2 separate regions of the Mus musculus genome follow, and region 2 is linked to region 1. Evidence: chromatin loops called from intact Hi-C (ENCODE). Cell type or tissue: left cerebral cortex. All regions are shown on one strand. Each heading gives the region's core, and the rest is flanking DNA. Links, peaks and the distances in the headings are about the cores only.

Region 1 (16,765 bases), core at 4,137-12,136:
ATGCATCTCAATGATATTCATTTCCCTTTTCCCTCCCCTCCTACCTGCCCTCCACTCTTATAACATAGGCCACAACAGAGAAAAGAAATCTCATTTTGGAAGCTATAGTGTGTCACAGTTTGCTTCACAGTATACCCTTTTGTTCACACTTTGCCTGCAAATGCTCACTGCAATCACTTGTTGGTCTGGTGTGAGGCTTCTGCTACTCTAGCTATACTGGAACCTCCCTGGAACTTTTCTTGGGTATCCCGTTGTTGCCCTGTATCACAGAGATCCTATAGCTTTGGATCTGTAGAACCAGTTCCTTCATTCAGTCCAGCAGTTCATTGATGAGGTAGATGTTGAGGTGGACCAATCAGTTACCATTTCTTTATGTGTATATATTTGGTATATATGTGTATCAATTTGAAGATGATAACCATATGTGTTCCCATTCTAGCTCCTACACAATTGATATAAAGACCTATTAAGTTTATTAATAATGTTTAAGCACTATGACTGGGCAAATATTTATCTCTTCTAACCCTCTAATCTATCTACTTACCAGCCACAAGACCCATATTACTTGCACTTTGAGTCTTTCCCTGGCTTATTCTGCTTCTTCTTCTTTTTTTTTTTTTTAACTTTTATTTTATTTTAATTTTTGTATTTTGTTTTTTTAATTAGGTATTTATTTATTTCATTTACATTTCCAATGCTATCCCAAAAGTCCCCCACCCGCTCCCCCACCCACTCTCCCACCCACCCACTCCCACTTTTTGGCCCTGGTGTTCCCCTGTACTGAGGCAGATAAAGTTTGCATGACCAATGGGCCTCACTTTCCACTGATGACCAACTAGGCCATCTTCTGATACATATGCAGCTAGAGACACAAGCTCTGCGGGGTACTGGGTAGTTCATACTGTTGTTCCACCTATAGGGTTGCAGATCCCTTTAGCTCCTTGGTTACTTTCTCTAACTCCTACATTTTATTCTGCTTCTTGTGTGTACTCATGGAGAATTTCTTGGTGATCTGCTCAACATGGCCCCTCCTGGACCCTCTGCCTTATGGCCACCTACTTCCCACCTCCCCTTCTTGAGTCCTCCTTTGGGATCAGAAGTCCTACATTCTCTGTCCAGTCATATTTTGATCAGTTTTTTTTTTAAAACTAATCAGAGATAGTTGAATAACATTCTTTACACAAGATAGATGTAGGAGATTGTTCAATAATCATGACAATTCTGGCATCTAGACTTTAACCAGATATCTGGGCACAGAAGTTAGTATCTGAATATACAGTACACAAAACCATCCCCCCGACATTGAAACATTCAAAGTCCTACTAGTTATTGCGCAGCATTCTGTTACTTGTCAATCATAGTTAGCCTAGAGTGCTACATGACATCAGTACACAAAATTTTAAGTTAAAAACAATAACTATATATTTATTTAGTACAGTTTGATATACATTTCTTTAAGTTGCACTTTCCTGTTGACTAATAATGTTGAGCCACTGCAACTGACATAAACAAAAACTAACTAAGTGGGCAAAATTTTAAGACCTTTCATCAAGAAATGTATATAAATAACCATATTAAAAGTTACTCAAGGGGTTGGAGAGATGGCTCAGCTTTCAAGAGTGTTTGTTGCTCAATGTACTCTCTTGACCTTGCACTTACATCTTATACACTCATACATGCAAGCAAAATAGTTTCACACCAAAATAAAAATAAATCTTTTAAAAAGAAGTTTAAACAACAAACAAAACAACATCATCAACAACAACTTAAAGAAAGAAAGCAGTAAAAGAAAAGAAAACAAAGGAACAACAGACAGGCACATAGAAATATGATCTTCCCCCAAATTTTTAACTGGGTTGCAAGGATGCTTTATAGTTTGCAGTTTCTTGAGACTTCAGTTTAATTCTGGTTTAATTGGATTAGATCCACATTTAGTTTTCTACATTCAAGAGATGATTGACAGTCAATTACGGCCAAGCAGTTCTCCACCTTAAGTGGGAGAAGTAATACTACTACTCACCCAGGGAGAAAGGTTTTATATGTCTCTCTCTGAGCTGGTTGTGATCTGCTTTAGTCAGTATAAAACAGCAAAAGTGACATTGTGTGACTTTGGCATCAAGGCATTGAGTCCCCCCACCCCTGGCCCCACACAGATTTCATTCTCACACTCCAGCTGCCCTGGGTGTGGGGTATACCCATTGAGAAAGCCTTGTTCTGGTTAGTAGAAAGAGGGGGACATGAATTCATCCCAGTGGAGACATTTAGGAAGCCTTCCTAGTCAATGCTTGGTTATTGTTTCAAGTGTCAAGTGTCTCTTGATTACTCACAAAGCAACAGGTAAGTTACAGAGTAGAAACGAAGCTTCTCAAGAGTGGTGTACAAACTGGATTTTGGCCAGGAAAAAGCTAAGGTGCTCAGTGCTTTAAAGAAACAGGCTGAATTTGGTGTTGAAATACTTGCTTGTAATCCCAGCATTTCAGGAAGCAAAGGAGGAAGATTTTGAGTTTAAGGCCAACTGAGTTTCCATAGTGAGACCCTGTCTCAAATATCCAACTAACCGTGGATCTAGAAAAGATCATATTGAGTGAAGAAACCCAGACCCAGAAAGACAAACATTGCAGGGTCTCCCTCATCTAAGGCTCCTAGCTCCAAATCTTCAGATGTGAGTACATAACCTGGAGTAACTGCAGAAAGCAGCAAAGTAAAAGGGGGACTATTTCTGTGGAGGATGGGGGGAGTGCAATAGAGGTGTGAATAGCAGAGTACTTGTGATCTGATCAGGGAAATGAAAAAGGGGGGCTCCTAAGGGAAGGGGGTAAATACAGAAGGAGTGAGGAGGACGAAGGATGTGGTAGTTTGAATAGGAGTGGCATCCATAGACTCATGTGCTAGAGTACTTGGTACACAGGGAGTGGCACTATTAGGAGGTTTGACCTTGTTGCAATAGCTATGACTTTGTTGGAGGAAGCATGTTATTAGGGGTGTGGGACCATGAAAGGCAGCTTGTTTTCTGGTTGAGCTAGGTTTAAACCCTGGAGACCCAGCAGGTATTTCTGCAAGGTACAGAAGGTGTTTGCCTGCCATGTTTCTAAAATCCAGGCTCCTGACACGAGGCCTCAGCTCTCCATAATTCTGTGGCCATCAGTCATGTAGGGTAACGCTCCAAACCCCTGGTGTTCTGTCTGGACTCCACCTCCACAGCAATAGCCGGGTATGTTCCTCCCACAGTTACCTGACAACATCCAGGTAGTCCTGGCCCAGTATAAAAGGGGCTGCTTGCCCCCTCCTCCCTCTTTTTACTTTTTCTTGCCTCTCTCTCTTGTCCTCTTGCTCCTTCTCTCTCTCATATTCCCTTATCCCCTCTCTCCATGTGGTCATGGCCAACCTTCTCTACTTCTCTATTCTCCCCCGTCTCTGCCTTTCTCTGCCTCTACTTCCCTCTTAGCCCTTCTTCCCAGACACTCCTCCCTGCAAAAGGTATTTAATCTCAGGCCTGCCCTGAGAAAGTGAGGCATGGTTTCACTCATCACAACTCTCTGCCATGAAAATAAACACCTTAAAACCATGGACTATCTCTTCTCATCAGGACCCACTGTGGGGAACAATTCAGCAGGTCTTTCTCTAAAGAGCTGTGCCTTATCTCACACAGGAGACCTCTCAGCATTCTCAGCCACAGTTACCACCCAGCCACCTGCCTGAGCAAGCCAGAGACACTCTCCTTCCCACGGGAACCCCACACTCTGATCTCAGCTCATCCATGGCATCCAGCAGTGTCTGCGGTGCCCAAGAGTGAGAACCTGCTATTCCAGGCCCCATGTGCAGCCTGGGGACCCACAAGCTGTACTCCAGCAGGTCCCCAGGGACCTCAGACTGCACCTCCCCACTCCTGGAGTGCAGTCCTGCTGTTTCTTACAGGCTGACACCCTGGCAGTGGTGGTGTGGAGTGTGTGCAGTCAAAACCATGCATCCCACCTTGCCCAGTGGCCTGAGCCTTGGGCTGGACAACCCACATGGGGGGTGGGCTTTGAGGTCTACAGAAGCTGAAGCCAGTTCACTTCCTGCCGCCTGTGGATCCAGATGTAGAACTCTCAGGTTCATTTCCAGCAGCATATCTGTCTGAACGCTGCTGTGCTTTCTGCTGTGATGATAATGAACTAAACCTCTGAAACTATAAGCCAGCCTCATTTAAATGTTTTCCTTTATAAGAGTTGCCGTAGTAATTGTATCTCTTCACAGCAATAGAACCCATAACTAAGACTGTGGGTAAAATAATATGTCTAAAAAAGTTACAAGGAATTATATTATTAACTATTTATCTTTAAAAACTATAATACACATAGTTCTGTATATAAATATACATATATAATTTTAATGAACTTTTATCATCTTTGCTGACAATGTTCCCTCCAAGACTTAGACACTACCTAATAATCCATCTGTAGGTATGAGAAACCCTCCTTTGAGTTGTTAAAGAGACTTCCAGAACATACAACCTATTGCCTTTGATTGTCTTCTGGACATTGAAGGTAAATTTCCATTGCTAAAGACACCATGAACTTTTGACATAGGGGCTGAGGCCTGTAAGCTGGTAACAACATGAATGATACTGACCTGAGGACTAGCTTTCATGGTACCACAAAGCACCAGGCAGGCTTCCAAGAGACAGAAGTGATCAAGAGTCTGACAAATGACTAGTATGGCACGACAACCCTAAGGGTGCAGTATTGGTACACATGCCTTGGTGGTAACCAATGCTCTCCAATTGGACTTAAGACCACTCCAAGAGGGAAATTATGTCTAGTACTGGAAACCTTGCCAGCTGCACAGGGATAATAAATTTACAGATTTTGAAGGATAGCCTACAACTTCCACTTTATTAAACCAGTGTAATCTCTAATTACTCTCTAAACATTTGTTCTTATACCCACAGATAAGTGTGGTCTTTACTCCTTGTCAAGGACTCTCATCTTGGTATTAGACAGAGGCTGCTACAGAAAACCCAATCAAAATGCAGAGTTTTCATGCCTAGTTCCAATGGATACAACTATAAAACAACTTCAGCATCTATGGCTCAGGGAACCGTACAGAACTGTGTGTGGAATACAGTAAGATGCAGAGGATCACGAAGTTAGTTGTGAGACTGTCTCCTAGTAATATAATGAACTACACTCATGAAGACTCACCAGCATGATGTTTTAAACATGAGCTGATCAAGACAAATAATAGACATGCCAAAGTGCAGGAGGAAAAGCCTACAAAGCCATAAGCCTACCCAAAGAACTAGAGGTAATAAAGGAATGCTGCAAGTGGGAGAAATAGCCTTTCCCAAGGAAGAGCGTACCAACTGGCTATCCAATACAAATAAATGGTCAACCCTGAAAATATACATACCAGTAACATTATATAGGCATAGGATGTTACATTTACTTATATATATGTGTACACACATACATACAAAAATAAGTACTGAAAAAAAGAGAAATTTGAAAGAGCAAGAAAGGGTAAAGAGAAAGTTTAAAACAAATAAATAAACGAAATACAGAACTCCAACATTAGGCATAAGAAAACCTTTTGGAGTTGTTTGTCAGGGTTGTCCAAGAGATTTCCTAAACATACAGCCTGTTGTATTTGCCCTTGTCTGTCCCTTTAGTGGTAGTAGCTTTCTCCATTCCCTGACTACCTAAGGGAACCTTTCAAATGTAGTGTTTTGTGACTAACATGGGTTATATATAGCATGAAATACACCTGAACAGGAAAAGTTGCAAGATTTGTTACTTTAAACAATCCAGGGACAGTTCTCAGGATCTTGTTCTAACCACAGGAGAAAATGGATCTGTGACATGCTGTGAAAAGACTGAAAGACTTAGATTGTACCAAATAAACAACAGTACAAAGAACATATTTTAAAAAGTCCTAAATTTTACCTCCCCAAATAATTTCATTTATGTAAATATTAAAATACTGGATGTTCTAAAGCCCATTGTGTAGTATAGAGAATTTATTGCATGTATTTTACATTATAGAAATGAGCATACTGTTTCTTTTGGGGAGGTTGCAAACCTCTCTCAGAGTTGATCCATAAATACTTGTTAATTGAATAAACTTGACTCTTTTGCCTTCTTTCACTTGCTAAGCTCTCCGACATATTTCATTCTGTACATTAAACATAGATGTCATTAATGATATTTTAAAAACAAATACTGTGAACTCTGTAGTCACCGTACATTTAAAACCTTTATACAGGTCCATTGTGAATTAGTGACTAGATTTTTATAGGGAATCCAAATAGCATCAGCAGAAAGTCATTTAGCATAAAATTATATTTTCCACCCACTAGATAATTAGAGCGTGGTGCATGCAGGGAGGAGAGGGAGAGGAAATTATCTGTCAAGAATATCTCAAGGCATTTGGCAAAGGTCCAGTTTGGGATGAACCTAGGTAGCATCTTGTTATAAGCATTGAAAAAGTAATTTTCTTTCTGAAATTGAAAAGGAATGTAATGTTCCTGAAGGGAAACATTTAGTAATAATCAAGTCAAAGCGCAAGGATCTTGATTCCCTTCTGTGACCTTAGCTGCAATATGTTAATAACCCTGCTTCCCCACTCCTAGCCAGAGCTTAGTTCAGAGCTCAGATTACTGGAGACCGTAGTTCCCAGGCTATCATTTCATGGTAGTCAGGGTTGAGCTGATGGACACTGCTAAACTCCTTTTGTTTCAGAAATGTACAACGGACACTTAGTCTAACCAAGCCCTCTATAATAAAAGAAAGAAATCACTTTAGTGTCAAGCATGGTGGCACATGCCTGTAATTTCAGCACATGGGAGGCTGTCGTAGGAAAATTGAAATTTCAAAGCCAGCTTGGCCTATAATGAGTCTTTGTATGGAAAAAGTAAAATAAACAAATGATATCTCAAATAAACAGCAGAAAGAAAATATTTTAATGGGCTATGTTAATGTCAAATTCTGGCTGATATACTTTTATTGACTTACTATAATTATTTAGACATTTGAACCAAAACAGAAAATATGTAATAACATTTGCTACACTATTGTTTTGCAAAAGTGGGCAATGCCAATAGTGAATGATTATAATTCTAAAATGAGTATGTTAGATATCCAGAAAATTCAGTCCTATTATAAGCCCTTTAAATAAACATAGTTGTTGGCAATTTTATTAAAACCTTATAGTTTCCTGCTGATAAAAACTCTACACCACCCCAAATCACTATCTATTGTCTTACATACTTTTTAAGAAGAAAGGTGGTGTGCTTAAACAAGGGCTGGCTTAACAGTCATCACAAACTCTCTTTTCTTTATTGGTTGCATCTTGAGTACCCTGGTTCTGTTCTGGGCAGTCCCATACTGGCAGCAAGAGATTCCTTTTTCCATCTTTCTTTCTGTGAAAGGATCTCTCACATAGCCTTCTTGACAAGTAGTCTTCCAGCTGAGATTATTTTCATAGACAGAGAAGCAAAAGAAGGAATTAATTCCTCACAGGACGAGACATGTCACTGTTTGACAAGTTTAATTTGCACTGGGTTTTCTCACCAGGAGTCCTGGCTCTGCCTGACCGGGCAAGCTCTTCTTCTCTGATGCAGCCCTTCAAACGTATCAGTGCTACAGCATAAGAAGTGTCTGCTCTCAGAGAGATCACTGGCTTCAGTTGTAGCTGAAAGAGGGCAGAGATGAGGAAATTGGGAAGGGAATCTGACAGGAAAGAAAGAAAACAAGCAACTGCTTCTGCTTTCCCTTTCTCAGGTGACAAATTTATTCCCTTTGAGAGTTGTGTATGTGGCAAAGATGATAATTAAGCTGGTCAACCATTTGAGAAATAATTTCTAAATTGTATTCCTACTACACATACTACCCAAATTGGCTGGAGGTGAATAAAATGTTTAAGAAGAAGACTATTAAAGTACTAGAAGACTTATAGGATACACATAAATAAATTATATATATATATATATATATATATATATATATATATATATATGGATAATACAGCATAGTATGTAGCACAGATATGTATATACCAAGTAATATACAAATGTACGTTTTCATTCTTAGGGAGGCCAAGTCTATTTTTGTGTGTGTGTTAAAAATTGTTAAATGTAATCATTTAAAAATATGAGAGTCTCTTTCCAAACTCAAGGAAGATAAGACTTTATTTCTGTGAAATTACCCAAATTCCAGGCTTATAAATACTTGTCTCTTCCCTTCATTGGAACTAGAATGGATAATGACAGTTAGACAATGAGACAGGCTGGGGTGGAGTATGAGAGATGAAGGGATGCAAACGTCCTGTCTTTAATTTCCTGGAACTTTCTCACATGGCCACTCCTAAGGTCTAAAGCCACGGATGGTCTTTGCAGTGAAGTAGCTCTTAGAGGTATCTCTATGAGTGAGTGTCATGCAGATTTAGGGAACCAGGCTTCATTACCTGGGTGTACAGTGTAATCTGTCTCCTTTGGGATGCTGCCCTTCTCTTTGCCAGATTGCTGCCCTAGACAGCTCTGAACTTGCCTCCACTGAAAAGCCCTGCCCACAGTGGAAGGGACAACTCGCATTTCTGACACTTTCCCCATTGTCTTTTCTTCTCTCTCCTGTCCTCTACTCTTTCCTGCCATAAGATGTAAGATGGAGAGTGATGAGGAAGATTCTCAACACGTACACTGAAAGTCTTCTCATGCATGTGTACACATACTAGCACATATGTAGGTATGTAACAAAAGAAGGTAGTAACAAAGACTTTGTGTTTATCTTCAATATACATCTTTCCAAATGAAGATATAGAAAGGGAACTCCAATGTGTTCACTATTGCTGTTCCTGGGAAGATAGAGAGAACTCTGGGTCATTTTTTTTCCATTTTGTAACTGGTGGCTTTAAATATATGTATATGTATTCTGAAGGTCATTTCCAAGTTGGCATGAAATGGAAAACTCAGGAAAGAGACATGCCAGCAAAACAATACCCAGAACAGCAAAATCCTCAGCCACAATAAGACACCCAATTCTACTTCCTCTTCATAAGTAGAAGATGACATATAAGGAACTCTAATAGGGACCTGTGAAAAGTTCAGTTCCCAGGGCATTCCTTAAGTTCCTTTCCTCATAGGTAGATAATCTCTGCTTTTCACTTTCATTTACCCCTGAATGCTGCAGTTATGGGATCTCAATTCTAACCTAAAGGGAATCTCTTGTGATGAAAAGATTATATATTTATAATTAGGTCTCTGACAACTCTGAATCTTCGAACCATAATTGAGAACAGGAAAGAAAATAAGTCAAAAGCATGTACTGGGTCCTTGAGCAAAGTTTCAAGTCTTGGAAGGCTGACAGGAGAACACAGACCTCTGCCAGATTGTGTACTGACAGGATAATTAAGGTGTATGTGACTGAGGTGGGAGATGGAGATCAGTGGCCACGTTCAAGGGCACAAGTGGAAGTAAGAATGTTGAAAGCCGCCCCTCACCCCCCACTCCCGCCACAAAACAAAAACAAAAACAAAAAAACAAACCAAAAACCAAAACTGAAAAGCAAGAGGATCGAAAAACACACAAAGGATGTTGCAAAATGTAACTTAAATGGGAAGAGTTGAGGAGACAAGGAAAGAAAAAAAAAATGAGGAGCTTCTATGAAGCAAGCTTGGAGAAAGAGATTTATATGTTACAATAAAAATAAATAGCGAAGACAAAATAATCGTGAGCTGTGAAGAATTGACTAGGACTTAAACAAACTTTGTGTGTGTGTGTGTGTGTGTGTGTGTGTGTGTGTGTGTGTGTGTGTGTAACTCACTGTGGGAACTTTCTAACTTTCTGAATGCAGAGCCTTAGACCGCTCAGCCATCTTGTCTTGCTCACCTTGGGATCTTTCACACAGTTTTTAATAGGCAGGGGAGCATGGGTCCTAAGCTTCTACATCCGGAGCAAGCTCTAGTTAAGGGATGCTGAGGTTTCAGCTCTTCTCTGTGGGCTTGGAGAAGCAAGGGTCAAGGAGACAAGTGAGCTTTGGAAGCAAAGAACTTGAGAGAATATTTCAGTTTCGGTATGTGCCGGCATGGAAGCCAAAACAGGCTGAGAGAGTTTGTGCTAACTGGCTTTCAGCTGCCCTAAGTAGGAGTGAGCTCATCTTTTGAGAACGAGATCCTGAAGGACTCCAGGCATGAAAGAAGTAGGGAAGTCTTGGATAACTGTCATGAGACGCTTATTAGGAGATCAAGAAGAGATGAGCTGCTTTTTTGGTGAGGTGCATTAATTAAGCCATGGGACGAAGTGTGGGCTTTTAGGAAAAGGAAGTAAAGATGATTTTCCCCAATTAAAATTAATGAGATAACTTTTACCTGCAGTAGCCACAATGTGCTTGCTAATGACTGCTTCAGAAGGCCCAGGAATGCAGCTCACCCCCATCACCTACATATTTCCAGCAGCCACATCTTGGATTTAATTCAGTTTTCTAAACCTTTTCTATTTGCCCAGTGTAATGAAAGTGAATTAAAAAAATACAACTGCTAGCTGTAATGAGGCTGCCCAGAAACAGAAAAACAAAAAACAAACAAAAAATACAGAAAAAGTGAAAGCTCTTGGATTGTCTAATATATGGGCGGTTTCCAATTTACCTAAGTTAATATTTTCACAAGTAATTATTCTAGTTGGCATCCACCCAGGATTGGGGGCAGCCATTAATCCTTTCACAGCAAATGTCGTGGGAACTCCTAAAGACCTGAAGACCTCCTGAAGGTGGTGTGGGTTTGTCCCCTCTGAAAACTGCTTCCCCTCTGATCCTTTGTCATGTGTCATGTGACTTATTGGTGGCTGGTACATTGGATTTTTATTTTAAGTGTGAAATAAAAATATATTTTAAAAGCAAAGCTCTTGTATGTGTTAGTGTGTATAAGTAGAATACAAAAAGGAGAAAAGAAATCTCAGAGATTTGTTCAATGAGGAGTCCTTCAGTAGTAGCTTGTAGTATTCATAGAGTACTGCAATAATAGAGCGGGCCGATGGACTGCCTGATAACTGGCAGGCCTGAGACATGTCTCTTGCCTGCCCAGATCTGTTCCAGCTGTAACTGTAGCTTCCCAAGCCTGATACAGATTTTGGTCTTCCCATCCCTCCTACTAGTAGCGGTGTTAAAGACTTTGAATACCCTTGACTTCTTATTTTTCCTAGGTTAATTCCTAAAACTGCAGTCTTCTCTGAAGTTGCTTCCCTCTTCACTAAATGACCCAGTCCTTCATCTCTTTCCTTTATGCCTATTTACATATCAAATCTCCTGTATTAAACCATTAGTTTCTTAAAGATGAAACTCAGCTAACTTCATCAATACCCTTCACAGCATCTAATTTTGTCTTTAAGGAGTTATTTGCATGACTGTTGTTTTAAAAACAAAACACAATTGCAATGAGATACTTAGATGGAGCTCAAAGCAATGGTGTTCCTGATGTCTCCTTTCCAGTTCTGGAGCCCAGCAAGCACTGTGCCAGCTCAGGTTTCTCCACATTCATCACACCGTAGCTTCTAACTGTATGTGGGTATGAGATAAAGGATTGAAAAGGATCTTTGCAGGATGGCCAATCAGGGCAGTCTTGATGAGTTAGACCTTGTGCTCACAAGCAGGAATGAAATGCATTAAACTTTATAGAGATAGTTCCCATATTATTGAATCACAGAGGCTAGAGAAAAAGGCGAGAGTTATAAATTTAAGGTTAATAGCATACAGAAAAAAATAATTCAGGCCTTTAATGTCCTATCTCTATGCACCTAAATCAGTCAATGCATTTTAACAGATGAGATGAATTTTACATACATATAACCTATGGGAAAGAGACTTTTTTTTTTGGTAGAACATGATTTTAATATTTTCACCTGTTAATATCAACAAAAATAATTATTTTAAGATATATTTCATTGTTATGTCTCCCCTTTGATATCTGATTTTATTAATTTGGATACTGTCTAGGTGCCCTCTGCTTAGTCTGGCTAAGGGTTTATCTATCTTGTTGATTTTCTCAAAGAACCAGCTCCTGGTTTGGTTGATTCTTTGTATAGTTCTTTTTGGTTTCCATTTGGTTGATTTCAGCCCTGAGTTTGATTATTTTCTGCTGTCTACTCCTCTTGGGTGTATTTTCTTCTTTCTGTTCTAGACCTTTCAGGTGAGCTCTCAAGCTGCTAGTGTGAGCTCTCTTCAGTTTCTTTTTGGAGGCACTTAGAGCTATGTGTTTTCTTCTTACTGCTACTTTCATAATTTTTGGTATCATGTGTCTTCATTTTTATTAAATTCTAAAATGCTTTTAATTTCTGACTTTATTTTCTTTCTTGACCAAGTTATCATTGAGTAGAGCATTGTTTAGCTCCCATGTGTATGTTGTGCTTTCCACTGTATTTTTTTTTTTTTTTTTTTTTTTTTTTTGGTTTTTAAGACCAGTCTTAGTCTGTGGTGACCTGATAGGATGCATGGGATTATTTCAATCTTCTTATATCTGTTGAGGCCTGTTTTGTAGCCATGTATATAGTCAGTTTTGGAGAAGGTGCTGAGAAGAAGGTATATTCTTTTGCTTTAGAATAAAATGTTCTAGAAATATCTGTTAGATCCATTTGGTTCATAACTTCTGTTAGTTTCACTATGTCTCTGTTTAATTTATGTTTTCATGGTCTGTCCATTGATGAGAGTGGGGTGTTGAAGTTTTCCACTATTATTGTGTTTTTATGTATCCAGTCTGTTAGTCTATGTCTTTTTTGGGGGGAATTGAGTACATTGATGTTAAGAGATATTAAGGAAAAGTTATTGTTATTTCTTGCTATTTTTGTTCTTGGAGGTGGAATTATGTTTGTGTAGCTATCTTCTTTTGTGTTTGTTGAAAGAAGATTACTTTCTTGCTTTTTCTAGGGTATAGTTTCCCTCCTTGTATTGGTGTTTTCCATCTATTATCCTTTGTAGGGCTGGATTTGTGGAAAGATATTGTATAGATTTGGTTTTGTCATGGAATATCTTAGTTTCTCCGCCTATGGTAATTGAGAGTTTTGCTGGGTGTAGTAGTTGGAGTTGGCATTTGTGTTCTCTTAGGGTCTGTATGATATCTGCCCAGGATCTTTTAGCTTTCTTTTTTTTTTTTTTAAAGATTTATTTATTATTATAGCTGTCTTCAGACACACCAGAAGAGGGAGTCAGATCTTGTTACGGATGGTTGTGAGCCACCATGTGGTTGCTGGGATTTGAACTCTGAACCTTCGGAAGAGCAATCGGGTGCTCTTACCCACTGAGCCATCTCACCAGCCCCTATAGCTTTCATAGTCTCTGGTGAGAAGTCTGGTGTAATTCTGATAAGTCTGCCTTTATATATTACTTGACCTTTTCCCCTTGCTGCTTTAAATATTCTTTCTTTGTTTAGTGCATTTGGTGTCTTGATTATTATGTGATGGGAGGACTTTCTTTTCTGGTCCAGTTTATTTGAAGTTCTGTAAGCTTCTTGTATGTTCATTGGCATCTCTTTCTTTAGGTTAGGGAAGTTTTCCTCTATAATTTGTTGAAGATAACTTACTAACCCTTTAAGTTGGGAATCTTCACTCTCTTCTATAGCTATTATTCATAGGTTTGGTCTTTTCATTGTGTCCTGCATTTTCTGGATGTTTTGGGTTAGGGGCTTTTTGCATTTTGCATTTTCTTTAACTGTTGTGTCAATGTTTTCTATGGTAACTTCTGCACTCTCTCTCTCTTCTCTCTTCTATCTCTTGTATTCTGTTGATGATGCTTGTATTTGTGACTCCTGATCTCTTTCCTAGGTTTTCTATCTCCAGGGTTGCCTCCCTTTGTGATTTCTCTATTGTTTCTCTTTCCATTTTTAGATTCTGGATGGTTTTGTTCAATTCCTTCACTTGTTTGTTTTTTTTCTTACTGTACTTCTTTAAGGGATTTTTTTTTTCTTTCCTTTTTAAGAGCTTCTAGCTGTTTACCAGTGTTCTCCTATATTTCTTTAAGGGAGTTATTTATGTCCTTCTTAAAGTTTTCTATCCCCATCATGAGAAGGGATTTTAGATGCGAACCTTGCTTTTCCGGTGTGATGGTATATCCTGGACTTGGTATGGTAGAAGTATTGGGTTCTGATGATGCCATGTAACCTTGGTTTTTGTTGCTTATGATTTTACACGTTCCTCCCGCCATCTGATTTTATCTAGTGCTACCTTTTCTTGCTATATCTGACTGAGGCCTGTCCTTCCTGCGATCCTGGTTGTGTCAGAACTCCTCAGAGTTCAGCTATCTCTGTGATCCTGTAATCCTGAGATCCTGGATGTGTCAGAGATCCTGGGAGTCAAGCTGCCACTGGGACCCTGAGATCCTGGTGTGACCAAGCTCCTAGGATCTTGTGATCCTGTGATCCTGGGCATGTTAGAGTGCCTGGGAGTGGAGCTTCCTTTGGGTGTTGTGGGACTGGCTGTGAAGTTTGTACCCAAGGTCTACCGAAAGAGACTTTTGTTTTTGTTTTTGTTTTTTTTTTTTTGTTTTTTTGTTTTTTTGTTTTTTTTTTTTTGTTTTTTTTTTTTTTTTGAGACAGGGTTTCTCTGTGTAGCCCTGCCTGTTTTGGAACTTACTCTGTAGATCAGGCTGGCCTCAAACTCAGAAATCCACCTGCCTCTACCTCCCAAGTGCTGAGATTAAAGGCACGTGCCACCACTGCCCAGCCGAAAGAGCTTTTTTAAATGTGGAATTGACAGCCAAGCTTGGGTTGCTAGATGATAACAGAGTCATGTGGTGGGAAGTTTTAGAATAATTCTCAGAACTTATTTCCAGAAGTTTTCTTGTCTAACAGATTCAATAAAAAAAATTCCAGCTGACTTCAGGCTTTAATGTACCACACTGCTGCATCTTTGTGACCTACCATGCTGCTACATCTCTATGACCTACCATGGGGCTGTGTCAGTCTTCAGCACAGTGCGTAAAATATTGATGTCTAATAAAACAAAAAACAAAAAACACAGAAAACAAAAAACAAAAAAATCAAAGACCAAAAATAAAAATCTTGGTCTGCCTTACTTTAAGGACAAGGGTTCTTTATGTATTCCAGGCTGGACTTGAATTCACTATGTAGATCACACTGGCCTTGAATATACAGTCTTCTTAAATTAGCCACCTGCATGCTCAGGTTACAGGCTTGAGAAACCATGTCTGACTCTCGGCCTTCCTCTTTTTCAGCCAGCTCTGCTTTCTTGTACATAGCAATCAGTGTTTTTCTCATGGTATTAAAAGGCAAATTAAAAAAGATATATAATAGAGAACATTTAAATTAAACCAAAATGCCAAGATATAATTGGCAAGATATGCTCCAAATATAACTTAGTAATTAAGGTTCACAGCATGCACTTTTAAGCACATGGCACGTGTTTTCCCCCTATTGTGAAAATAATGTATTTGACATGAATAGAAAAATCTAGCAATTATCTGCTAAATGCCAAAAATTTACAATATTTATCTTATATGCTGTGGTGAAGAGGCTCCATCTGGGTTTACTGATGTCAAAACCAAAGCCATAATCAGAGAATTTGAAAAGCAGTCTTTTTTTCAAGCAGAAAACAGTAGGATTCTGCTTCTTCTGTGAACCGTATGTATTTTCTGTGCTAAGGAGGTGCCTGCCTCTGTCCCGAGCAAAGGGGTTCCTATGGACATATTTCCTCATCTCACTCATACTGTGATGTGACCTTTGGTTAACTGAAAAACAAGATGCAGTAAAAAGGCCAAAGTATTCTCACTGCTACTTTTTCTCTGTTGTTTTCAGACATTTAGCTTAAATTAAATTAGCATGACAAGGGCAGTTAAAGATTGTATTAAGAAAAAAAATAGCTATGACCCAAATATAACAGAAAGACTCTAATTATTTGAATAGAATCAACATGTAAGTTTTTTTGTTTGTTTGTTTGCTTGTTTGTTTTCTGTAATCTTAACTATTTTAGCATTGAACATACAGGGACTGAATTTGTTCTTTCGAATTACTTTCTGATCTATGAGCATGGATATTTTGAACCAAGCAGAGAGTAATGAGATCTTTGCCTTGGTGAGAATGCGACTTCAACCTGTCTATTGTTATGCACGAATGCTACCCTTTACACCTTATAATGATGGGAGACAGTTATTCTCAGAAGCAACTGTAAATACCAAGTTAAGAAGCCATATGGCTCTGACCCATTCCCCCCACCCCCTTCCTTTGCTTTGGTCATCCCCAAACATATCTGGGAAGGAAATTTCAAAGTGGAAATGCTATTTTTGCTTGCTTGCATAGCCCACGCTAACATTTGTTCCCACAGCTGTTCTATACTCACACACAGGGAGGGAAGATGGCTGAAACCCACTCCCACCACTTTTGATGACAATGTATAAAACTGTCTTCACTCCCTGTAACACTTTTATCAGATGGGTCCAGATAACCATCCCATGACCACTGGGAACATGTGGCTGGACACTGTCTTTTAATGAGCTTTCTCAAAAGTTGCTTCACTCTCTAATCCTCCAGGACAAAGAGGGTGGGTGTCAGGAAAATGCTAATTATATAAAGATATTTTCTGGCTAACCATTAAAGGAGTCTCGTTAATGATGGCCTCAAAGAAGTATAAGCATCAATTAAAAGGCAAATGCAATTATTTTACTGACAACTTAGGGAGCCAAAAATGACGCCCTTTGTGAAGCTGTAATGTTTGGACATGAATAAATCATTTCAAACTGCACATTCATTTTATCGTTTAGTACTTACCGGAGGATAAATGTTAATGGGAATATGA
Region 2 (16,765 bases), core at 5,333-13,332, 250 kb before region 1:
GCTACAGAAATTACCCAAGGAGCTAAAGGGAACTGCAACCCTATAGGTGGAACAACAATATGAACTAACCAGTACCCCGGAGCTCATGTCTCTAGCTGCATATGTATCAAAAGATGGCCTAGTCGGCCATCACTGCAAAGAGAGGCCCATTGGACTTGCAAACTTTATATGCCCCAGTACAGGGGAACTCCAGGGCCAAAAAGGGGAGTGGGTGGGTAGGGGATTGGGGGGGTGGGTACGGGGGACTTTTGGGATAGCATTGAAAATGTAAACGAGGAAAATACCTCATTAAAAATAAATAAATAAATAAAACATCAGGCAAGCTTATATACTACTCCACCTTAAATATACAAGTTCACCTTCAGAGGACTTGGCTGTACATTGAAAAAATATTCCACTATGTCTCAGTTTTTGAGTTCCTCAGGCTTGATATGCTGAGAGTATTAATTTTATAGTTAAGGATAGTTTTTAGCTGGCAAGACTTCTGCTAGCTCTGCAGGCATATATAATCCTACTTCACTCACCAGAAATGGAACGATGAGCTCTGGACAATAAATTACCTAGCAGTTGTCATCATAAACTTGTGTTCACACTTCGCTGTTGATATGGCATATAACATCACAGTCCAAAGCTTAAATATTCCATCCTTGTATAATTTCTAATTAAGAAGGTTCATTTATAATGAGGCAATGTCATCATTAAGCAATTACAGTATCCCAAAACAATTTCTTTGGATGAAAAGAAAAACACGAAGTTCCTTAATGTCCTGTATCCTCCCAGCACAGCTGTGCTCACACTCTGGCTATATCCTAACCCTGCGTCACTGTTCACTCATCTCTTTACCTGGGTGCTGGCCACGTGAGCAGTTGTCACTTCATGAGAACGGCTGACTTTTACACTTAGCCACTTCCCTACAAGGGTGTTGTCATTCAACCAATGCTTATTTTAAGACTGTCCAAAGAATATAAACTTCAACTCTGGATCAAAGGAACACAAAACACAAAAAAACAAAAGACCAAAAAATGAAACAAAACAAAAAATTAGAAACAGTTTACACAGGTGAATTTTTTTTTAATTTATCTTGAAATAGTTTAAAATTCAACAGTTCTAAAGACAGCTCCTCTATTCCCACAACACCTTCCAGTCAGCTTTCCCCAGTGTTCTTACATAATCTCAGGCCATGTTCAAAACCAAAAGACTGATATGAATAAATGTTAAAGCTATAAAAAAACACTTGACTGTCATCACATTTTATATGCAAAAAAGAAAAAAAAAAGAAAATAACCCAAAACACTTTTAGTCAGAGAAGGAAAAGATATTATCTGTCTTGCTTAACAGGACATGTTGTTGATAAAAGAAAATCTACCCAGATCCTTACATGAAATACAGCCAGGTGCTCAGGTCAACGCTTGCACTACAGCTGACAGGACACAGGTAGATTAGGCAGACCCTGTGCAAGACACACTTAAGTGCTTTGTGATTTCAGGTGTTCTTTCTCACTGTAGAGAACAATGTTAACTGGCCTGACTTACCCAGTTTACAATGCAAACATGAATCAAAATACATATACAATAAAGATGATTCATGTCAATTTACAGAAAGAGAAAGTTTGAGACATTTAATAGGATATTCTTCCATAAAGGCTTACAAAATTGTTCAATTAGTGATTCTATTGACGTTTTGCTTTTAAACTATATAATGTCAAGTTACACACTTCAATTTTTCAGGCAAATAGTGCACAGCACCTTATACACTAACTGCTATTATTACAAACTTTCTGATAGATATTTTACACATATCTGATAGATATTTTATTCTACACAAATACATGTAAATGTACAAAATTAAAGATGAAACACTCTGGAGAATCGTTAACCTTGAGGGTATACCCTCCAATTAAGATGAGATTTCAAGACTGCAGCACTGACCTCACGGGACAGTCAGGGCCTCTTTCTACCATATAATTGTATTTCACACACCATAACCAGAATGTAGATGGGACACTAGGAAAGTGACTCATCTAATACTATTACTATATCTAATACAAAACAAAAACTATTTTAAAGGGATAAGAAATCATCTAATAGCACTTAGCCAATATAAACAATATAAACCAAAGTCATTCAATTAGATACTAATTGTGACTGATATAGGAAAAAAGTACTAGTAAATACTAATGAATCCTATTTCCAGCACTAGGCTTCTAGAAAGGGCAATCAACTGGATATAAACTCCACATATCACCTAATTATTTCATTTTTAAAAATTAAAGAGGGTTACAAAAAGCATTTTAGAGTGTATTTTTGAAGAATACAGTTAATACCTCAGCCCAGTTCTCTCATAGACATGCATGCAATAAATACTAACAATAAAGTATTATAAGTTCATTATGCTAACCTTTTAAATGTTCTTCATTGTTATTTTGAAAGGCAAAGAGGTAGAAATTCAAAGAGAAACCATTAAACTGCTCAACTGGGATTTTATAAGTATATAACACTGTTAGTACACACGTGAAAATCCCTTCAGAAAATGAACCCACAGTTTAAAATGTTTTAAATGTCCATCTTAAAAGATTTCATCACAGCACTTGTTCAGGAAAACACAAGTAGGTTCTTTCTTTTGATCAAACAGTAGGAGCAGAAAAGGTGCGGTGTGGGAGTGAATCAGCTTGTGGGAGGATCAGCCAGAGTCAGGTCGGTTAGAAGGGCCAGCAAGACAGGAGAAAAGGCTTCTGCAAACGCCTGGTTACCCAGTTTCACTCTCAGAACCTGCAAGAGAGCTGGCTCTGCAAAGCTGTCCTGTGCCTTCTACACATGTACTATGCACCAATTACCTATACACACACACACACACACACACACACACACACATACATATAGACACACACATCTCCATGTACAGGCACATAGAAAAGTAAATATATAATTAAAATTTTTTAAAGATTTGTTCATGACTAGCTGCCTTATTAGTTATGAGTCCTTCAGTAAACAGTAACATCTTTTAATTCTTATCACTTATAACATGGGGCTACTGACCTTTGCTTGTTTTATAGTTAACCCAGAACAAAACAAAATAAAAATTCATACTACAGTTTTAAGTGGTAAAGGCTTTCGTTTTTATCTTCCTATGTTGCATCATTTACATGTTCCTTATGTGCAAGTATTACTTGGTGTTCATCCTCATTCCTCATGGACTCACTAGATGCATCATCTTATAGAAAGCATTGCAGACCAGAAATCAAAAATACTCACTTATTTACCATATCACTGCTACTGACTATCCTCAGCAAAATGAAGTCAATAACATCTATGCTCATCTACCAAGAGAACTAACATAATGCATACAAAACTGCTCTGGGAAACAATTAGGTCTACCAATGTAAGACATTACCATAATTAGATGTGATACGGCTAATGTTTGACTTAAAACTATATAAAGTACAAAACTAGTGAGAGAAGACCCTTAGTCATAGCTCAAAAGACTGTTATTAAAATGTTACAAGGGCATGAGTAGGACCAACTAGCACAGCCAAGAGGTATCAGGATCGTTCAATGTCAGCAGGAGTAGGAGGGACTCATCCAAGCATTACAAAGTTACTTAAGGACACAGCACTGCAGTATGGAGCTCTCAGAAAGAAACAGAACACTCCAGCAGTACAGTGGTTTGTGTCTGTAACCCATGTGACCAGCCATCTAACCTCCCAAAGCCATGTCCACAGTTTAGGATGCCAATAAAACTTTCAATAACTAAATTAAACATAATAAAGCAATCACTTAATCTTTCCACGAGGCTCATTCACATGACAATGGTAGATGTGTTCACTGAACATGAGTATAATTCAGTGTTTGACTTCCCTATAACTTAAAAAACAGACTATAAACATCTATGTCTTGATTTAAGATACCCCATTAAACAACATATCCAACAAAACTACAATAAACAGCATATTACCCCAATACTGTATTCCTGTATTCACTAATGTACATTTATTAAATATCTGTACATTACTTTTATTTCTGCACTTTCATCTTTTATTACAGGCATCCTTAAACATGCCGTCGGAAGATAACATTAATTTTTGCTAGTCTTTTCTACTTATGGATACAAGGAATACCTGAAATGAGCAAAAGCTCCCTAGCTGAGATGCCTTCCAGTCAGTAATTATTGAAATGCCTTAAAGCTTTTGAAATGTATGGCTTTTGTTACTCTTCAGTAAAGGCTTTGACTCCTTTTTGTTCCCTGTGCACACAGCCTTCCTTACAAAATGGCTGAGATGAGATGCCTTCCTTCATTCTTGGAACTACCAGGGTGGACGGTTTCACCATGTACCCATCTTTACCGCCCCCCTCTGTATTTTCCCTTTTCACCATGGTATCAGTTATATTTCCTTGATGTTACACCATCTTGCCATTCACAAGAACTGCCAGTTAAAATGATCCTTTTGAGCGTGGGAGTCAGAGCAATGACCACATGTCCCAGGGTAATGCTTTTCAAACACTGGCAGACGTTCTGACGCTGCTGGCAACACAGAGGCTACTTCTCCACCAGGAAACTTTGGGGCTAATTATCACTTTGAGCCACTAGGGCCTTCTAATTGTTGAACAAGTGAATTGACTCAGTTCAAGCATTTAGCAATCTCGTACAAAACTGCAATCTAACTTACCAGCCTTAATCATTTCTAACCTATAAGAAAACTGTACAAATCCCTGCACAAAGACTTAAATTCATTTCCCTCTGGTAACTACAATCCGAAGCACAGAGCAGATTTGGATTTTAATATCTAGGAGAAAAGAAGTGACAAGGATGCTATCTAAGGAAATATAAGGTCAGAAAAGAAAGTGCTGCAGGAAAAAATAATTGTTTCCTACGATGGATCAACTGTAGTAACATTGAAATCTTAAGAACATAACACTAAGTAAAGTTCTAAACCAAGACTACAAGTGACTTAGAAAATGCGAAGGTGGGAAGAGTGGGGGTACCCTAAGACACCCTGCATTACACAGGCAAGGCCTGCTGACTTCTGAACACAAGAATGTTAAAAAAGAATACAGGACACACCTTTTACCCTAAAAGCACTTCTTTAGACAACTTGATTTTTTAAAGAAAATCCTCAAAGTCAATGAAGTTTAAAAATATTTAGCTAATGAATATTTAGCCTAGCATGTGTAGAAGAAAATCACACCGGTCAAGAACTTCACAAGCTTTTGTGCAGTTTTAACCACAACATACACCTTAATTCTAATTTACACCATTAGTTCTAGATACTTGCCTGTAATTACCTCCAAGATGAGAAATGTTTACAAAATTTTATCACTGCTTACTCTTGCACTCAATATATTTAACAGAGAAATTCCAGATTCAGCTTTGTTGTATTGCCATCTAGAGTACAATTATGTCATTCTCATTAACAGTACTGCTACCTTTGGAATCAAAGAGCCTGCCTCATATTTTTATAATTATTCCTGCCTTGCCAATAGTTGTATCAACATGGATCAGTTTTTCTATAACTATGTCACATTTTCAGTTGTCATGGTGATTTTCAATGTCATTATTTAATTATCATTATTGATAATACCATATGTAAGCAACCATGCGTATGAAGATTTTGGAATTCCTTGCATGATTCTTAAATATAAGAAGCTTTCCCCCTCACCATAATTAATATATAATCTTATAAGCATAGTTAAAAACAGCAGTACCTCTAAAATACTAGGACCTCTTATATCCATTTCTGTTTTAGGGAAAAAAAACTTTCAGATCTGTAAATCCCAGCACTCAGGATGCCAAAATAAAAGGATTACGAGTTGAAAGTCAGCCTGGAATATCTACAAAATTCCAGGTCAGCCTAGACTACACAGTGAGACCCTATCTGGAGCAAGAATCTAGGAGTCTGGGGATGTAGCTCAGTGGTAGAGCACTTTCATAGTATGCCAAAGCTCTAGATTGGATCTCATCACAAAAAGCAAGCAAAAAGACAATCAAATTCTGTTCCAAAGAGGACAAAATGCAGGTAATGAACATGTTATGAAAAGGGATATAAAGCTAATTGTTTTACTTGTTTCAATTGTTATGAACTTTATGAAGTGTGTTAGGTAAGTGTGTAAAACTGTATCTGACAATAAAAGTACAAAATCCAATATGAAACTCTATAACTTCTGCTCCAAACGACTACTATAACTGTATAGAAACTTACTGAGATGTTTGTATTACACTGCTCAAGTACATTCAAATACTCACTTGAGAATATTCTAATTTAAAAAAATATTAAAAACAAAAATATTCCAAGCATTAAAAAAATATCAAAGTTTATAGGAAAAGAATACTCACATGTGTGAGTATAAAATATATCTTACATAATGTATATTATATGCATTATATATGCATACATATGTACTATATAAACTATAGTATATACTATTTATGTGTATGTACTTAACAGTATATATGTGTATATATGTGTGTATGTGTATATATATTTGTGTGTGTATACCCCCACTCACATATCACATACAATTAATGATGCTACATACTTTATATATACTGTTAAAATTAAACGAGGCTTTACATTTACATTGTGAAATACAATTGTATTATGTTGTTTTACTGATCTCATTGTATAACATAGGAAGAAATCACTAATGGCATCTACCTGATCTCTCACAGCTTCCTTGATAAAGAGCTTGTGTCTAACAGTATATAGTGCACAGTATGTCTTCACATGTAAGAGAATCTTCAGTAGGGAGTATTGAGAGCTAATAGATCCAAGTATGTGCTCACCAGCTTATAAGTATATAACTATGAGGTGCTTAATGAAGAGAGGAAAGGCAAAACAGGAAACAGGAAGAATGGAAACAGAGGCAAAAAGAAAGCATAAAAACAAAGATAATGTATTTTCTGCTCTAAAGAAGTTACAAGGAAGACACATTCAACTTCTGCATTACAGAAGCGAGACTAGGAGACATGGGGAATGTAGAAACCTATGGCAGTGGTAGGTGGGTCCCATTCCAGCCCTCCAGGGCATGCCAGCTCACCTTCCACCTCCAGACATAATAAAGGTGCTATTTCTCCTGTAGAAGATGCAAAAGGGGAGTCCTCAAAGCTTCTCAATTAGCTGTGAGTTATCGTCTGAACGAATGCATTACTAATCAAGTATTCTACCAGGAAATACTTAAGAGCAACAAGTAGAATACAATGAACTATTAAGAATGGGTCCGGGGTTGGAAGACTTACACTAGCCAGATAAAGCTGCAGAGTGGGTACCTGCTGTCCCCACATCCTACTCAGTGACACACCTTCTCATTTGCAGCCATGGATGAGACGTGAATGAGCAAGGCACATCCAAAGACAGCTCACCAAAGATTCGTCTCATTACTGCACCAATTTAGCCCACATAAAACACACCTCAGAAAATAAACTAGAAACTAATTCAGGAGAAACGACTATTTTAAAAGTCAAAGATCATAAAATACGTGACAGTGAATTCACAAATACTCTCGGTTTGTTAAACGTCTCACCTGAAATGTCTTAAGACATCAAACAGCACAGTAGGATACAGATCTTTATTACCTCACTGCAACTGAGATTTTCTAACTCCTATATTGAACGAAAATCAACTTGAATCCTAAACTGATCACTGAAAAGTCTCAGATGAATGAGAGGAATAAAGACTGGCCTCTGCTACAGTTCGCAGGAATTCTGGTATAACTCCGGTCAATAAGGATGCTCCCTACAACATTCTGAATTATGTCTCATCCCTAAAAGCTTTTTTGTAATGAACTGGCTCTAAAAGTTGAATATAAAGTAAGGACAAAATTATTGCTGTTGAAATGTTAATTCAAAAACTATTAGCTGATATTTCCCTTTCTTTCAATAGCAAAGTATCTTCTAAAAGAATTAAAAAGTGAACTTATATAGTGGGTAATTATAAAATCTTCTACTATTAACCACGAAAAAAAATAAAAAAAAATAGAAAAACCACCACCACCAAAAAGAAGAGGAAGAAGAGGAGAAAGAGAAGGAGGAGGAGGAAAAGGAAGAGGAGAAAGAGGAGAAGGAGGAAGAGGAGGAGGGAGAGAAAAAAAGAAAACCCTGACTGGAACAAGACGCTATCTATAATTTGAATAAACCTGTAGCTATTAGTATCCCATTAGAACATTTTTAACAATAAAAGTTCATTTGGTATCCAGTCCCTGAACCTGGATAGCCTACAATCCTGAATACGTTAAAAATAATTATGAAAATAACATTCTATTCTATACTGTTATGTGACAGAATAGAATACAACAATAACATTTCTAAGTACTACAGATGGCCTACAGTGAGCTGGTAATGATTTCAGTAACTGTGTTATTTAAAATTTCTCATTTCAGTTTTATATTGCTTTATACCTATTGAACACACTTCTAAATGTTTCAGTAAGTTTTAACCGAGAATTAAAATATTTTCTTATTTCAGAAAAATCTAAGCATGACTGTGGCCCAACCACAGATTTTATAAAAACAAATGTTTTGGAAACTGATAATTGGCAATATCTGAAACCATAAAAGATGAAGAAATCTAATGGTAATAACCTAGAGACTTTCTTTTTTTCAAAAATTAATTTTTAAAACAAAGTCACCATGTGATTTTGACGTTTTCAAACTTTATTATCAGCACAACACAGTTACATGGTTCAAAATAAGCCAGAAAGTTTACAACCCTTTTCAAGACAAGAAGCCCAGATTAAATAAAGAAAACTGTTCACATACAAAGCTAACTTCAAACATTTACCTCTCTAATTTTAACAAATTGCTTTTGCAATTAAAAACAAAAATAGCCCACATATTCTTTTGGAAGGTACCTTGATTCTCTGTCTATCCAGTTTTTTTTTCCCCCCACTTAGAAAACTCAGGGCTAAATGTAATCACAATCAGTTTAAAAAAAAATAGCTACACATTCTTATTGGCAGCAGTGAGCAGCTGGAAAGCCATAGGTGCATCCAAGGGAATGCAGTCTAAGGGCAGGTGCCAAGAAACTTCAAAGTAAATCAAACACTAGGGGGCAGCAAACTGTTGAGGATTGTATCAGGAAATCAACTCACAGACAAGACACAAAGACAGAGAAAGAGGATATGACACTGTATTCACTCATTTTGCTGTAGGGCTAGAGAAACCCAGCAAGTCACTATGGAAGTTAGTGGCTGCACTATGGAGACAGCTCATCTGCTAAGATACACCCCAGCCTTGTGTATAATTTTTAGTATGAGTTACACGATGAAAGATGGCTTAAAATTAAATCACTGTGATAAGAAGGTTCTTTGATTGCCTCCATTTCTCGTGCAATTTCAGTTGTCTCCTTTATCTAATGTTGGTTTAAAGTATTAGTGACTAAGTCCTTTTGATACAAAACTCAGCACTTCCACTCCTGAGGCAGGCACTACACTCATGACTAGTATTTTTATCCACATGATTTTAAGTCAATGCTGAGTTTGAAACCAACAGACAAGCTACCTACCTACACCCAGTCACTGAATGTGTCATAGCACAGGGATGCTTTGTGACAAAAAGCTGTGGGGTATAGGCTTCAGAAATCTGGCTTTGTAAAGAAACCAAAACATACACAGGTAAGTACAGAATAAAAGTGGTAAAAAGGCAAATGTACAGTTATCAGCTATTACATATGAGCTACAGATTTAAAAGATGTATTCTCTCAAAGGCCCAAGGAGTAGAAGCATTAAGTATCATCCTAGGGTAATCAATTATCAGGCAAAACAAAAGAGTAAATTCAATCATTACAGAAACGTTTGAATGTAGAAAGGGTTAGAACAACTATCTGGTTCATCATCATTAAAGGCCGTATTAAACTCCTGAATAGGTTTTATAATACTTCCAGGCTAAAGCAACCTGCAAAGGTAACCAAATTAGTTAATAGTATATCCAGTTTTTGAATCTTTAACCTCACTCCAAATCCCTAAATTCATCCCAATACTGCTCAATACCCAGGGTTCTGCAGAGCCAAGAGGAATGTAATATAAATTTCTTTAATTAAGAACAAATGTTCAGCTCAGCTATTGAACAATTTCCCTTGGGGAGGAAAAAATACACACACACACACACACACACACACACACACACACACACACACACACACACACCCCTATCTTCTCCATATATCGCTTAGGTTTCCTAGAGCAATGCTTGCATGCTAAACATTAGGCCTCCTCAAAGTAATTCAAACCAGGGTTGAAAATCTGGCAGAGCCAAAGGTGACTCCAAGGACTGAGGAAAGTGGATCCTGAGTTCCAGACACACAAGAGCTACATAGGGAAAGCATCAAGAAAAAACAAAAGTCTGGACAAAAAAGTGGGATGAGGGTGGTAGTTTACAAGCTATCTCAGGGGACTAGAGGCTGTAAAAGGAAGACCTAATCCAGGTAGCACCTTGTAATGAAATCTGAAATGCTACGGAATTTACAATGTTCTGGGAACTAACATGCTCCAACTTTGTCTGGACAGGTCTCAGGCAAACTCTAACTTTAGAAAAAAGGTTGTAAAATGTCCTTCAGTGTAAGTACCCTGGCTTATACAAAGTAAAAGTTCAATTTATGTTCAGAATTGGGCCCTAGCCCAAGAAACACTCCATTATTTAATATATCCAAATATCTCCTAATTCACAAACAAAAGCTGAAAACACTTCTGGTCCTGAACATTTCAGATAAAGGGTATTCACCTGCATAGCTCATGATACATATCCATACAGGCATACATTATTTGCAGTACTAACAATTAAGTGTAGATTTGTGCAAACCCTGGGCAAGTTTCCTACCACTCAGCTCTTTTACTTAACTTTTAAGACAAGCTCCAGGACTCTAACTTGCCAGCTTCCTTCCTCAGTCTCCTCCCACCCCTGCTCCCAAAGTAGCTGGGTTTATAGATCTGTGCCTTCAGGTATCACCTGAGAAATCGTCTTTGCCACCTCTTTTAAAGTAGCACCAAAACCATTCATTCTTGCGCATGGGTTCCTAACCACGCTTAGTTGATAGAATTCAGTTTTGTCAATTTGGGGAGAGATTAAAACCACTGAAATTCAGTTACTTTTCGGTGAGGATGTAACTTCCTGAATACAGGCCAAAATTACAGTAATACAAAACACTTAAATCCTTTAAGTATAATTTTTAGTTCTTGCTAGTTTGAAGTTAGTCATTATTAGGCAGGCCAGTACCGTTGATATTTAATGCTTTATTCAAGTATGGCTTACTCCATCAAAGCCAAATAGTTTCCCATTAACTCTTTCAATGTAACTTTATGTACCCTTAATAATCTATAGTCACAATCCAAGACCCTTATTCTAGAAAACACCAAATGCTAAAAATGCCCACCAGCACATTTTATTTCCTTCACAGCATTTATCACTTTATCACTGATGTGTCTTTCATCCTACTGTAATGTCCAATGCACATAGGAAGAGGGGTGTGTGGGATGGACTCCCAAGGTCCAGGAGAAATGACTCACAAGGTACTCAAATACTTGTAGATTACGGGAATCCTAACATTACTCTGTACACAGAAGTTCTGCTTTGTTTAGGCTTCCCAATAGCACTGTTAACAATTCTAAGCCTCCAGCTCTTGTATTACTTTTTCTTAATTACCATTAGATACACATCCAAAAAGAAAACATACAAGAAACCTGTCACCCGCTAGTTACCGCACTTAACGGAGACATAAATAAGTTTCTAGGAGACGGTGGGTTGTACTGTCTTTTAACTCATGCTTTGTGTCACTTGGAGCAGACACTGGGGTGAAGGACCCTTCCAAATCGGTGGCGGGGCGTCCTGCGGTGAGATTTCTTCCACGTGCCCAGCTCCTTAAACTCGGCCCATGTGGACAGGCTCCCACGTGAACGCGTCTTCTCAGAAGCCGCAGGAAGCCCTTCCACGTCACGCCACCCGACGCCTCGCCAGGCTGGAGAGTTCCGAAGACCCCCCCCCCCCCAAGGGAGGAGCGAAGCGTGGAGCGGATGCGGACCCCGCGGTGGGCCGGCCACTTCCCTCCGCTCCCAACCGCGCCCACGCCACCCTACACCCCGGTGGCCGGGAACAAAGCCCGCGGCCGCACCACGGTCGCCCCACAACCCGGCTCCGGGACCCGTGGGCTGCGCCACACGCAGTTCCCGCGCGCCCCACCGAGCCTTTTCGGTTGGCCCGGAGCTGAGCGGCCGCCGTCCGTTACCCCCCGCAGACGAGCCCCTGGGACCTGCCTCGGGTCCCGGGTCCCCCGTACGGCGGCCGCGGGAAGCCCGCGCAGCCCTCAACCGGCGCTGCCCGCTCCGCGGCCCCGCAGCAGGCCGTGGGGCGCGGGTCCCCCACCGCCGACGCGGCACACTCGGCTGGCCCCAGCCTCACGCGCCGCTCTCCTGCTCGCCGCCACCGCCTGCAGCAGCTGCGAACACACGCGTCCCAACCCAGAGGCCCCGGTGCCAGCCCCAACCCGGCCGCCCAGCCTCCCCAGCCGTCCCGGGACTCCCAGGCTCCGCCGCGCACGGGGCCGGTTCTGGGGGAGGGAATGTAAACAAATCGGGGTTTTATAGTTACCTCACACTCGAGTGCCGTGTGCATCTCCTCTCCGCTCGGTACCAAACCCCGGCTGCACCCAGTCGTGTATTCTCCAAAGCCGCCTGCGCTATCTGCGTCGCGGAGCCTAGCGCGAGAGCCGGCGCTCTACGCCGACGGCGCACTCAGCCTGCTCCGGCTCCCTGCGCAGCCGCACCCTGGCCGCCTCAGCGCTACGCCGGCGGCGCACCCGGCCCGCTCGGGCGCCCTGCGCAGCCGCACCTCGGCCTGATCGGCGCTACGCCGGCGGCGCACCGGCAGCGTTCAGCCATTCACTTCGCGGACGCGCCTGGCGTAGGAGAGCGGCGGCACCGGCGGGAGCTACACCGACTGGCGGCAACTGGAAGAAATTAGATCTACGCAAATTGCGGAGCTCTGTAGCTCCGCGCTAGTTTTGTTCTGAGAAAGGACTCCTCGGGGATTGGGGGGAGTTGGGGCGGCTTTTAACGCATGCGTGGAACGGCCTTGGTCGCCTCGCCTGGCCTCGCACGTCGGTTGCTGAGGCCTTGGGCTAGCGGATGAGACGTAGAAGCCTGGAGAACGAGCGTCCTAGGCCGAAGTTTCGGAGTGATCAATTAGGATTGCTGATCTGTACACGGGTTAGACATCTATATTAAATTAACTCCGCCCCCTCTGTCCCAGCGACCGTGCCAGTCTCTGGGCAAAACTAAACTTTAGTGCTATGTGCAAAGTGTTTTGCATAACTCCCCCCACCGCACCCCCATTTAAAGAGCACTTACAGTGGGACTTCCCAAACAGAAAGGAGTTGAGTTTAAAAATGTCACGTAGTTCTGGTAGCTTTGGGTACCCATCCAAGGACTTCCCACCACCTTCTCTTACTGGAACAGTTTTACACCCAAAGGCAAGCCCCCCCCCCCCCATCCGCCCAGCAACACCGGTGCATTCATGCTTATATCCTGCCTGTTCTTGGATCCCTTTGCTCACACCGCCATTCTCAATGGCCTCCTCCCCTCTTAAGCAACTAACAACCCACAATTTTCTTAAAAGGAGGCTCGGCAAACTCTTTGCTTCATTATTCATTACTCTGCTTCCTGACTCTTAATTCATGTCTAGGCTTATTTGTATTCTGCCCAGATGCCTGTGTTTCTGTATTCAAGCTGAGCGTATTTACTAGTGAAAGTGAATTCTGGCCTTGCTTTATGGATGAACAGAGTGCATATAACTCTGAGCAGTAGTAATTGCCAGCTTTATGTATCAGGTACCTCCAGCATGCTTTGCGTGTGTATTAATTTAATATTCCTAACAGACTGAAGAATGACTACCCAGGAAATAAAGTCATAGGAAATAAGTAACTTGCCTGAGAGAACCGAGGAGGGGCATAGAAAGCCAAACCTATTCGGTATGGCTACGTGGCCTGTCTCGCTGACTTGAACTCCATGAAAGAAGCTGTTTTGCCTTTTGTTTTCTACCTGTACACGGAACATCTTTCGAGTGCTTAATGAGTGGCTAAAACCACAGTGAGCTTCTTCTACTCCTCTTTCTCTGCTGTCAAAGGAAGACATTCTGATAAGTCCTCAGGCCTCAACATTAGTGGAAGAAGATAGCAGAGTGACCACAGTCCTCAGACCCATGAATTAAGCTGGGGATTACACAAAAAGTAATGACTTAAGTTGTATAGAGTTTACCAGTAGATCCTTTGGGTACAAAGCATTAAAATATCCAATTTGCCATGGTATTTTAAGGCTTCTAATTATTTGATTAAACACATTGTCAATATATATATATATATATATATATATATATATATATATATATATATATATATTTATAAACATTTTTCAAATAAGTTAGAGCCCTTGAGTCAAGTTTCGAGCAGTGATTTGGGGCTATTTGTTTACAAAACCAATGTTCACCTGGTTTGCACAGGTACATCTAAATACTTGGTTAAACACTGAAGTATGACCATGGAGAGCAGTTAGTAGCTACAGCTGTTAATGGGATTCCTCCATACTCCTCAATCTCTCACAGTCCTTTCAAGATTTTCGAGAATTTCAGATTGTGGCAACTAAAGTGCTAAAAGCTTCAGTCACGGTATTATTTCATGTATCTGTATCTGAAATTTAAAGGTAACCGTTTTACTTCTATGAGGCAATATAGTGAATCCAATGAATCTTTTAGTTCTTCCAAGGATTAGGAAAGAGCCAAATATAACAATGGGCATACAAATCACACCCCACCTTGAACTTTAACTGTCACTAAAGGAAGCCCAGGACAGAGGCCCAGCTTCCCTTCTAATTTTGAGAAAGTGCTCACCATCCACAACACAGTTATGGTGGTAATGAAATCTACAAAGGGCAGGAGAGATTCTAAGAAATCAGACCTTTCAAACCCAGTTGTTCTTTTCATGAATCAAGATTAGTAATAATAAATGATTTCTAAAAAAAAAAAATCTCCTTAATACACTTGAATCTAAACACGGATTCTCACATGACCAAATAGATTTGGATCATCCTAGAAAAGTCATTAAGAGAAGAAGGAAGATTAAATGGAGTGAAATACAAGGGACTGAGCACCAGAACAGGTATTTAAAACCTGGGAAAGGAAGGTGTCAGGCTCCTGTAAGCAAGGGTCTGAATGTAGGCTTTAAGTTGAACAGTTATCATTTCTAGAGACTCGGTGGTATTCCATACCTGGGAGTGAAAAACTTAGTTCAGCATCCTTTGTGAAGCTGACTCTTCCATTAAAATAGCTGCACCCTGGTCTAGGCACTGCTAGGAGAAGGGCTTTCCTCTGAGGGTTGCTGAGGCAGGTGCCAAAGCAGAGAAGATGTAGAGCTACCTCAGATTCACGTCAACATGCCCTTCAGAGTAAGATGATCCAATTCATGAGAAAGAGGAGGTTCACTCAGAAGAGTAAACTAAAGCCAAGACATTTACCCCTGTGGCATCAGGAAGCTTCCCTACCCCACCCTATTCTGCATACTCACTCACCCCTGCTAGCTCTTCAGTGCTGGGCCTTATTATTCTATTATTTATTTATGCTGCTCATGGAGTATATATAGTTTTTCAGGCGTTTTGTGAAAAAGACGTTCCAACAAAGCAGCAAATGTGCTTAGATTCTAAGGCTGGAAGGGTGGAAGGGTGCAGGACAAAGATAAACAAATAGCCCACTTCTCTTTCTTGCTCTCAGGCGGCATTTCCCACTCAAGAGTATTAAAATGAAGAAAAACAGGTCTGGTGACCCCCTGCAGAAGACACAGGACCCAGCTGCCACCAGGTGGCCAGTTTAGATCTTTTAAACTTCCAGCTGCACAAGCTAACTTGACTTTCAATAACTCAGCTCCTAGTCCAAAGGAATCAGAAACAAAAGCAGCAAAAATTATCATTAATATCGCAAATCTTAAATGTATTTATGATTATTACACTTCAGTTTAAGGGAAATTACCAACATGAGAACAATTAACCATGAGTTACCATTAAATATCTTAAAAGTTTATTGAGTTAGTTGAAACAAACACTTGTTAAAGATTCATTTTTTAAAATGTCATCACAGGAAAACAAGTTTCAGATCTTGCCCAAAGCTTTCTGGTAATAATGAGAACCATTTCATAACTAACATCTACAGAAACAAGCAAGTCTATCACTTGAGCCAAGATATACTTAGCAAATATTGCCTACTTTCATTTGTCAAAATACTCAACAACATTGTTCATTTTGGGGAAAGCGATAGATGAAGTGTTGAAATGACTAACATGAGTTAAAGTTCATTTGTTATTTGTTAAACTTCTAGAAGACCTTGTTCAGTTGTTAGCACCTATGCCTTCGGTCACAAACATCCAGAGCTGTAGTTCCAGGGAGCCAATGCCCTTTTCTGACCTCCACAGGAACCAAGCACACACACACACAGTACACATATGTGCATTCAGGCAAAACATTCATACACATGAAGTAAGCAAAGCAATTTTTTTTCAAAGTGACATAGTAATTTCTGAATTTCTCTTGCATTAGTTTTTCTTCTAAGTGAAGTAACATGCTTTATTTATTTAAGGCTGCTTTTTTTTTTCTTTATGGACATGCATAAATCAGCACTTCTTTTCATCACACAGGTTGGGAGAAGTTTTAGGTAATTTCCCATGATTATGGAGAACCCATCTGGCAATGCCCAGTAGTGGAGGACTCACAGTGCCTGGCTAGCTTGCTTGTTTGTGGATGATCTCACCC

What was found. A loop is a pair of places that touch in the nucleus more often than their neighbours do. Peaks named below come from ENCODE experiments on the same cell type or tissue, not always from the same donor. Only the 100,000 strongest peaks of a DNase experiment are listed, where the experiment ranks them.
Region 2: a loop joins it to region 1, with 2.4 times the contacts of the local background. A loop is called at or near these places in 3 of 42 quality-filtered maps.

The regions. Positions count from the first base shown.
Region 1 is chr1:47,087,115-47,103,879 of GRCm38, forward strand. No RefSeq gene overlaps it. Among named protein-coding and RNA genes, the nearest start is that of Gm39638, 160 kb to the right of the region's middle. In left cerebral cortex, for the core only: no CTCF peak of the experiment used is centred there; no DNase peak of the experiment used is centred there.
Region 2 is chr1:46,840,905-46,857,669 of GRCm38, forward strand. It overlaps Slc39a10 (solute carrier family 39 (zinc transporter), member 10), which reads right to left and starts at 12,714. Exons shown (of 10, transcript NM_172653.3): 1 at 12,567-12,714. In left cerebral cortex, for the core only: CTCF peaks have their summits at 5,386 (motif pointing left), 9,044 (motif pointing right) and 12,904; DNase peaks (open chromatin) are centred at 9,048, 9,445, 10,283, 10,842 and 4 more places; H3K4me3 peaks cover 3,749 bases; H3K27ac peaks cover 4,010 bases.